Linked DNA regions of Homo sapiens: region 2 is linked to region 1. A link is a contact called in ENCODE Hi-C or POLR2A ChIA-PET data. All regions are on one chromosome and are shown on one strand. Each heading gives the region's core, a stretch centred on a gene start or an enhancer-like site at or near the end of the contact. The rest is flanking DNA. Distances are from core to core; before and after follow the strand shown.

Region 1 (4,746 bases), core at 1,058-3,557:
GTCCTCACATGTGGTTTGCACATATTCTCTTATATGTACCTAATGTTACATAATAAAACATTTAAGAAAACAGAAGAACAACAAGAAAACATTAGGGCTGGCTCATACCTTTTGTGGGGTAGACTCTGACATTGAAGAGTTGGGAAGGAACATTTCCTCCTAATATATCCAGTCAGTGTTGCACAGTAAATAAAACACTGGGAATGTCTCCAGCAGAGGAGGAAAGAGGGAAGTAATATTTTTACTCTGCACCAAAAAAGGAAGTTTACCTTTCAACATGAAGAGACTCTTTTTCCTGAGTGGTATTTCAGATGACAACAGCTATTTCAAAGGAACAGTGCAGGTTTCTCAGGGTGTTAAAGTCGGTGTGACTGATTTAGTAGAAGACACTGTTAATAGCCAAAGAGGCATCATTTCTTGAGGATGTGAGTTCTGAAGAACACGTTTTTAGGAATAGTTTTAGAGTCTCTGTGTTGTTATTTTGGACCTCCACCCTGACTGACTCCATTGTATTGCCAGCGTGTAGAACCTTCCACATTTCAAGGTAAAAGTTTCTTTGAATAGCGTTAAAGCCTCTTCCCTTTTGCTGGCTGCACTGAAGGGAGCTGGGAATGCCAGGTTCTGTCCTGGCTTAGCACTGAATGGCTCTGGGTCCTGGCATCTACACGTGGTTGACTTCCAAGGCCCTTCTAGCTGTAGCATCTTTGCTCCTGCTTGTTTGACTTGGTGAGAGACTGGGGAAAGGATCCATTATGGCCCACAAAACATGAGGCTGGAAAACAGTTGTTTCCATGCCATCTTTTGGCCTCAAACATCTAGACAAGAGGGACCTTTGTAGGCCTGCAGATTCAGCAAAGGAAAGTTTCTTGTTCTTACGATTTTGAGCACTGAATTTGTCTAAAGCTACAAAGAATGAGAATAAGAATAGGGATTAAGAGGATGGGATCAGAAGTCAGAGTCTGAGAGCAAATCCTAGTCCCACCTCTTGCTGGCAGTGCAGCCTTGGGTCAGTTACTTAGCCTCTCTTTGCTTCACTTTTCCTCCTCTGTAAGATATGAATAAGAAGAATAACTCCTCCATAGGATTGTTATGAAGATGCCATCAGTGGACACATGTGACCTGCTCAGTTAGTATTCACTAGCCTCTTCTTAGAGAGCCCCTTCTGTTTCTTACTGCTCTTTTAATTCTGTTCTGTTACTAGTATCAAAGAGCACATCTGAGACTTTGCTTGGAAATGCCAGCTGCAGAGGAGAAGGGCAGGCAAGATTGTTGATGGTTTTGAACAGGTTGTGTGTATAGTCTAGAGAGAGATGCTTGTGGACAATGCCACCCACCCCTCTGGTAGGTGATTCCCACCCAGTGTGTTCTCATAGGGATGCCTCTGTAGGCTTTCATCTCCTGCCGAGCTGTCCTTAGGAACCTGCTGAGAAATGTCCCTGTGGACATTGCACCTTGGCAGGACACAGTAGAGGAGGCAGGTATTTGGACACCTCTTATTTGCCAGTCGTACTCTTACCAACCCTCACAGCCATGCTGAGCAGCACCTGTTACCTCTATTTGAGAGGTGTGGAAATAGAGGCTCAGGAAAGCTCAGCTTGCCTCGGACCATGCAGCTGGAAAGGCAGGACATAATCCCTGTGGCCGGAGTGAGAACTACATATTTCAGCCCTAGGCTGCTGCCCAGGCTGCTGGTGTCGCTCCTGAGTCCAGCTGTAAGGGGCATCGAGTGGATTCTCAGGCCCCGTGGTGCCTGGGCTTCGGCAGGTGCTGGTTCGTGTGGAGCATGTGTTAAGCACCTGGTAGGGCTGTTCCTGTTCCCAGGCAGTTTATTGTTAGGCAGACAATACAGCACTTGCCCTTTAACTCAAGAAATGGAGACCGAAAGGGAAACAGGAACTGGGAGAACAGCCTCAAGGTGTGAACTCTGGCAGTCTCTGAGTAGAGAGATAATGGGTATCTTTAACAGTGTTCTTATTTTTTGCTTCTGTGTCACATGGAAGGTGTTTGTTGAGGGCTGAGTGTGTGCCAGGCACTGTTCTAGACAGTGGCAAAGAGGCTGGGCCTTGGTCTCAGGGGGGTGGTGTGGGGGCAGGAGAGAAACAGATAAACAGGCACATAAGAAATGTCAGATAGAGGAGGGGCTCTGTTCCAGATGACAGCTGGTGACGTTGATAGAGAGTGCCTGATGGGTTCTGAGGAGGCCATGCGATCTGAGTGACAAGGAGCCAGTCTAGTGACAGATAGAGGAAGGACGCTGGGTGGGGGAAATGGCAGGTGCATAGAATGCAAGGCAGGAGCCACTTCCGGTCATAGGGAAAGTGACTGGAAATGAGAGTGCAGCATGTGGGTGGCACATAAAGAGTTAACCCTCAGGGATTGCTCTGCCCCAGAGCCCACCTTTGGGATGAAGGAGCTCATCCTTTGAGCTTCAGCTAAGGTGAGCCTGCTCTTGTGGTCTCTAAGATCCTGGCTCACTGCCCATCCCGCAGTGCTGCTTAGATGAGGCTCAGCGGACATCAACCATCACTACCACCAGTCCCTGCAAGTAACTCCCTCAGAAATCTGCATTGTTCAGAAATCTACCGTGTTCCTCTGAAGCTACTATGGAAAGAGTTAGATGTGACCTCCTGGAGGCACAGGTGGGAAGGCAGAGGTGAGCAAACCGCTTGTTTTTCTCACAGCTGTGGTCTTGCACTTGTACATGCACAGTGTAAAAATACCTGTTCCTTGGCCAGCATCTGGAGCTCTCTTTGAGAAAATATGTTACATCACTACTGTGCCCGAAACCCAAAGTCAGCAGGCCCTGCCTGAGGGGATCCACTGCCCCTCCTTTATTTCCACACTCTCGCAGGCTCCTCGCGAGATGGCGACAGCCCAGCAGTTAGCACCACCACATCCACCAGCCAGGTCTAAATTAAACACGAGATCATGGGAATGTAGATTTTCCCATGCAGCTCTGCATGTTTTTCAGATGTCTCAAGCTGGAAAATTATGCTGATCAAATGGTAGTCCATAGCTCGGCCTGTCCTGTGGGGTGGGGGTGAGTAGCCATCAAAGGCTCCCGTTCACTGCACCCAGTCTCTGGTTGGCTTCATCGTCTCCCATCAGCCAGTGTTTTCTCTAGCACAGCCACAGTGTGTGAGAAATGGGGAATCTCTGCCTAAGGGTCACAGCGGCCATCCTCAGAGGAGGGAAGGGTTCTGAAGGCTGCTTTTCACATTTCCAAAGGCTGAAGGGAAGCCCTAGTTTTTTGCCCACCATGAAGCCCCACAGACTAACAAAAACGTCTGCTGCTTGGCTGTGGCTGGAATTCTACTCCCTCAGTTGGTGACCTGTGGCTGGGCTGATCAGAAGCTTGGGTTTCTCATGACACCATGGAGATGGCAGGGAATTGAATCACTGGTCAGAATGGGGGCCTTTGGGACTGAAGGATTTGGGGTGAGCATCTGGTTTAATTCCATCATTTTAGAAGCGAGGACCCTGGGTACTGGCTTCTTGGTGCTACAGAGCGGTCGCAGCATTGGCCCTGATCCCTGGATTCCCATCTCCTCTCACTACCACATCATGTTATTTGCATTTTGGCATGATTTTTAAAAGAATGCTGTTCATAATTTGGTCATTTGTAAGACTGCTTTGAGGAATAGGAGAGGTAGGGGAGCATTCAACAATTCTCATTTGCCTTTATGGAGTGTTGCTGCCTGCACTTTGTGCTGTCACAGTGTTTGATCCTCTACACTGAGGGGGAGGTGCAGCTCCTTGCCATACCCCTGTTTTCCTGGATTGGCAGGAACAGCCAAAACCAGGTCTCCAGACCCCATCTTTTCTTCACACAGTCTTTAAAAAGACTGCATTTCCTCACCTGCCCATGTATTCTACACCCACAGGCTGCTCCTCCCAGAGACTAAATGATAAGGGCATGTTGATAACAAGAAATTAAATTCCTTGTGTATGTTTTGGTACTTGCTTTCTGCTTTTAGAAAATTGAGTACATATCAAGTTCTAGGAGGCCAAGTGACATCTAATTTGAGCTCTGCTGTGTCTGTTCCAGTGGCTCTCAGATCCTGGGAGAAGCTGCCTAGGTGGCTTCTTGAGGGTGGACCTCCTACTCCCCTTCAGGAGCCTCTGCCTGGTCATCTCGTCCTGCAAATAAAGTGGCCATTCTGTGGGTCTGCTCAGCCTTTTTTTTAGAGGTTGGTTCTTCCTATGCAGTCAGCCCTTCCTGGCTCCCCTTTGGCAGTAGGTTAACTGACACCTGCAGGGATCTTTCTTCCTTAGAAGAAAGTCCCAGGGGAGACAAGTAAGCACATGGGCAGTTTACCTTTTCCTGCTCTACTGTCTAGAAGTCAAGTCTGAAATGTTTGTTTTTCTTCAAAATTCTTTAAGTATATGAGTATAAAGGTTTTTTAGCCCAGTTTTTGGAGACTGATAAATTTTTTATTAAAAAAAAAACTATTCATTTTTATAGACAGGGTCTTGCTAGGTTGTCCAGGCTAGATTTGAACTCCTGGGCTCAAGTGATCCTCCTGCCTCAGCCTTCTGAGTAGCTGGGAAACAAGTGTGTAGCACCCTGCCCAGCTGATATAAAATTTGATTTCTCTAACCAACAAGAAGTCATCAGAATATAGATGCCCACTTTCAGTTAGTGAAGATGTTTATTTTTTGGCTGAATCTCACTGTTTTTCTGGTATGAGGGAAATAAAGGATTTTTTTCTTTTCATTTCTCTACGGGATGAGCAACAGTTATTA
Region 2 (4,746 bases), core at 1,110-3,609, 67 kb after region 1:
TGGGAGGCAGGATGCTTGCCCAGAAAGGTGCTTTCCTTCAGACGGTGCAGGGCCTGGGCCAGCCTTACAGGTCAGTAGACTAGACTCGACTACTTGGGGTCAGTGATTCTTTTGTAACGAGTCTTTCATGATGTGACTTTGAGGCCCCAACATGACAGCCACTGGGCCACCGGGACCCAAGAAGACAGCCCCCTGCCCCATCTTCTGGCACAGGCCATCCCGAGTGCATGTCCCTGTTGCCCACTGCACTGATCATGAAGCCACCGGCCACTGCCACGCATGTTGCACCTGTGCCATCGTGCTCCCTCCTGATGGGCACCGTGGTGGAGGAAGTCACCCAGCTGTTTCTCAGTCCCAGAGGCCGGTGGCTGGTTTTGAACTTGTGTTGACTGTTGATACTTATTTACTGTATAAATATAATTTATCATTTGTACCATGATGCGGTTTCTGGCTGTGTCCTTCTCCCACCCCATCTTCATCAGTCCTGTGCCACTGGAGAGGTGGGAGATGAGGGAGCCGATTCTTGTGGAGCTTGGTCTGCAGTTATTGAGGCCACCAGCCTGGTCCTAGTGCCCGCGTGAGCTGGGCATTTGGTTGCCCCTGAACCTCAGGGAAAGGGGGTGGGAGGCGTGCCTTTTGTGAGGTGCTGAGACTGGTGGCCTGCACGGGTGTGCTGGGGGAAGTGCTAGCCACTGCCCTTTACCCTTCTGTGTCCGCCCTCTTAATGCGGCCTTGTCACTGGTGGAGGCTGCTTTGGATGAGGTGGAAGTGACAGTGTGCCGGGTCCCCAGAGGCTTCCTGTGCTCTGCCTCCTCTTGTGTCCATGCTGCAGAAGAGCTGCTCTGGGAAGCCACTGCCTGTCAGCTGAGGCAACAGAGGGAGGGAGTGCGTGGAGCTGCCCAGCCAACTGCGTGTTCCTGAGAGGAAGGGCCTGTTGGAGCCACTGGTTCTTAGGTGGCTTGCTGTGCAACAGCTGACCGACAGAGGGCCTGTGCCTCAGAGCCACCAACCAGACGAGGGCAGCGGCGGGAGGACACGTGCATCTCCAGGCAGCAGAGGTGGAAGAGGTGCTCTGGTCACGGGAAGAGGCAAGGCCGAGGCAGAGGCGGCTGGGAGACCCTGATGGGAAGGGTTGGAGAGGCCTTGAGACGAGCCTGGAGGGAGGTCTGGGACTGCCCTGCAGCCCTCTGCTCTCTGTGCAAGTGCCTGGCTCCTGGTGTCCACCCAAGGATAAGCAGACAAGCTTGACTCAGAGCTAGGAGGCTAGGGACTGGTGGCAGGGGGTGCCCGTTCAGTGCAGGGGACAGGAGAGAAAGAAGGGTGTGTGGGATGCTCTTGGTTACGCTGCAGTAACACATCTCCAGGTCTCAGCGGCTTCCCGCGGAAGTTTCTCACAGAAGTCAGTGACTCAGGGACTCAAGCCGCTTTCATCTTGAAACACTGCTATCTTTGACAGACAGCCCTGAAGGTGGCTATGAAGGGAAAAATGGACAAGGGTCAAGCATAGATTTCTTACAGCCAGGCCTGGAATTGCCTCACTGCCACTCACACCAGTGCCAGAATTAGGCCCTCGGCCCCCATCCAGATGTGGGGTGGGTGGGGATGGGCAAGTGCAGGCTTCCTTAGTGGTGGAGGGTGGGAGGTGGGGAAATGGGCTTGGTTAACATTGCCAGTCTCTATCACAGCGGACTGTCTGGCTCCCAGAGAGTTATTTCAGTCTTCTTCTCAAACATAGACAGTAAGGTCCTGTGTCCTGGGCTCTGTGGAGTACAGAGCCTTCTCCAGCAAGGCAGACACAGCCTATAAACTAGAAAGACCTATGATCTGTGCCCTTCCCCCAACAATAACAACAAAGCAGGGCAGGGGTCAGTACCCACAGTCCAGCTCCATTTGGAGGAGCAGAGAATGGGAGACTGCCCCACAGTGCTGGAAGCTGCCGCACAGACTGAGGTCGCCTTGCGGTGAGGAGGGAAAGGACCTGATGGTGCCCTGCTCTGGGCTCTGCCCCCTGGTGGGGAGCTGGCCTTTTTTGTATTCCCTTGGCTGCAGCTCTTGGGCCAAGCTCAGCTTTCTCACCTGCTGCCTGTGGGTGGATGGTTCCAGGCCAGGACCTGTTTTGAGTGAGCCAGAGGCTTCAGTCCAGGCTCATGGACTTTGCACACTTCCATCAAAAATGTGGCAATCTTTGTACTTCTAATCAGTTCCATGTACAAATAACTGCATTATTTTGGTCAGAGTGTTACTTTGGTGGCCCCTGATGGACCTTGTCTCCCAGTGTGGTCTCCGTCACCTGATGGGCGTGGCCATATGACTAGATGGGGCCAGTGCCATGATGGCAGGAGGGGCTTGATAAATGCCTGCACATGGAGCTTGACCTCTTGGCATGTTCTGCTGGCAGCCCACATGTCGTACTATGAGAACTTCAAACACATGGAGAGGCCACATGGGGGAGAACGGAGGTGTTCTGTCAGTAGCCCCCATGAGCCCCAGACAACAGCCCACCATGTGAGTAATCATCTTGGTCAGCTCAGTGGAATAGCTCTAGCCAGAATCAAGTGTAGCATAGCCACCCAGCTGAGCCCAGTCCCCTGTAGGATCATGAGTGATAAATGATAGTGGTTTTAAGTGACAAAGTTTTGGGGTAATTTGTTACACAGCAATGGACAACTCAAGCACACACATAAAATTCTTTCCTAGACATAAGCTGCCTTATTTCCTTGCTGCCTTACCTCCATGCTTCTCTCAATTTAATGGTAGCTACCATGAGGCCATCTGGGATCATGATGGGAGAGCCACCCCCTTAATTCCGTATTTACCAAAAGACCAAGTTATTTTGTTCAGATGAGAAGTTTTATTATGCCTTTATTGCTGAAAGCAATTTTGAATCTTACCTTTTCTCATTAGAGTTTGAGAAAGTCTTTTGCAACCTTTTGATGCTAATTTTTTTTAGATTGTTGCCTTTCATTTCTGCTTGCAAACTAGCCAGTTCTTTCCTCCTTACTGTGATAGCATTCCAAAATGCAGTCAACAGTAGCCAACTCACACTGCACATCCTATCTGGCCTGTCCCTTTCCCCTAGAGCTGCTGTCTCTGGGGCACATAACCTGCCTCCCAAGTTAGCATGAGAGTCTTAGCAAATGTCTTGTACTTGCATAATATAGATCTCCTGCTGTCCAGCTTATGAGCTGTATTCTTTTTGCCTGCCACGCAGCTGCTTAGCCAACAAGAGTTTGTTTTTTCTGTTTTTTGGCTACAGCAGAAACCCACTCCTGATTTTCATATCATTTGCAATAGAATAGGCTATGCAGGATCAAATAACCCCAAGCTCTCATTGGCTGAGCACAGTATCTTATGAGTGTTTCTCACTCACAAAAAGCCTAATGGAGATGTTCCTGGCAGTGCTCTGCAAGCTGGGGTGCCCAGACTCAGGCTCCTCCCTTATGATGCTGCTTTCTTCAATGTGTGCCTCAAAGGGTGCCATGGACAAGAACGAGAAGTGCTTGTGTGACCCTGAAGTGGGTCAGACCTCTCAGTGGTGAAGATCCTTTTCATACTTTGCTTTGGCTAGAACTACCCAAATGGACCCACCTTGATACAAGGGGCCTAGGAAATGTAGTCTTCTGGTGTGCCAGGAGAAAAGGGAGATAGGCTGGTCAACATGCAGCTTTGTGACACCGACAGCATGGACAGCAAGTAAGCGTGGACCTGCAGGCCGTATGCCTCGACTGTCCTCATGGAGGGGGTCCCACATGCCCAACCCCCCCCCCCCCCCGGCTTCCCGGGCACTCGCGCCTTCAGCCTCTTAAATCTCACTGCATCATCTCTTACCTTGACTGGGCAGGGATGCAAGGAGCTTTGTGAAGTGACAGTGACATTTCTGTGCCTTTGGGGCTGGGTTGTGCATTCTTTTTTGAGATGGAGTCTCCCTCTGTCGCCCCGGCTGGAGTGCAGTGGCACAGTCTTGGCTCACTGCAACCTCCACCTCCCGGGTTCAAGCGATTCTCCTGCCTCAGCCTCCCGAGTAGCTGGGATTACAGGCGCCCGCCACCATGCCTGGCTAACTTTTTGTATTTTTAGTAGAGACGGGGTTTCACCATGTTGGCCAGGCTGGTCTTAACAGTCCTGACCTCAGGTGATCCGCCTGCATCAGCCTCCCAAAGTGCTGGGATTACAGGCGTCAGCACCATGTCCGGCCTGGTTGTGCATTCTTAAAGTATTCTTGGCCAGGCGCAGTGGCTCATGCCTGTAATCCCAACACTTTGGGAAGCTGGTGCAGGCGGATCACCTGCGGTCCGGAGTGCAAGACCAGCCTGGCCAACATGGTGAAACCCTGAAACCCTGTCTCTACTAAAAATACAAAAATTAGCCAGCTTCAGTGGCAGGTGCCTGTAATTTTAAGCTACTCGGGAGGCTGAGGCAGGAGAATCACTTGAACCCGGGAGGCAGAGGTTGCAGTCAGCCAGGACCGTGCCACTGCATTCCAGCCTGGGCGACAGAGTAAGACCCTGTCTCAAAAAAAAAAAAAAAAAAAAAAAGAGTTACGCATTTTGTTGTACGTAAATGTCCCCTCAAAAGAACACACTAAAGCCAGACACTGGATTCTGGTTAATGGTAAGTGTGCTGAAATATACAGAAGGTGGAGTCCTGATTTCACAGTTTATTTTGAAATGCAATAAAAATAGGATGGATTGAAGCAGGGATGAATAGTTGGATATATGTGAATATACAAGTACGGAACAGGAAATT

What was found. A loop is a pair of places that touch in the nucleus more often than their neighbours do. ChIA-PET counts read pairs that join two places held with the same protein, here RNA polymerase II (POLR2A). Pooled maps may share reads with other maps.
Region 2: a map with no recorded cell type shows a loop between it and region 1 (5-fold over the local background). The contact joins the enhancer-like site here to the promoter of EPN2-IT1 in region 1. A Hi-C loop is called at or near these places in 3 of 168 maps with a recorded cell type or tissue (GM12878, heart left ventricle and posterior vena cava), 6 of 37 single-sample maps with no recorded cell type and 8 of 50 pooled maps. POLR2A ChIA-PET finds 5 or more read pairs at or near these places in 8 of 52 experiments (GM12878, H1, HepG2 and 5 more).

The regions. Positions count from the first base shown.
Region 1 is chr17:19,269,086-19,273,831 of GRCh38, forward strand. It overlaps EPN2-IT1 (EPN2 intronic transcript 1), which reads left to right and starts at 2,308. Exons shown (of 3, transcript NR_046824.1): 1 at 2,308-2,653; 2 at 4,049-4,190. All of the region lies in intron 1 of EPN2 (epsin 2), which reads left to right. RefSeq lists enhancers at 1,741-2,010, 2,021-2,110.
Region 2 is chr17:19,336,277-19,341,022 of GRCh38, forward strand. It overlaps EPN2 (epsin 2), which reads left to right. Exons shown (of 11, transcript NM_014964.5): 11 at 1-439. It also overlaps a transcript of B9D1 not described here. Among named protein-coding and RNA genes, the nearest start is that of MIR1180, 5.9 kb to the right of the region's middle. RefSeq lists a silencer at 1,716-1,925. Within about 2 kb of position 2,360, at least 8 of the 41 ENCODE cell types and tissues checked have a DNase peak (open chromatin) inside an H3K27ac peak, as active enhancers do; they include heart left ventricle, where a contact is called at or near this core.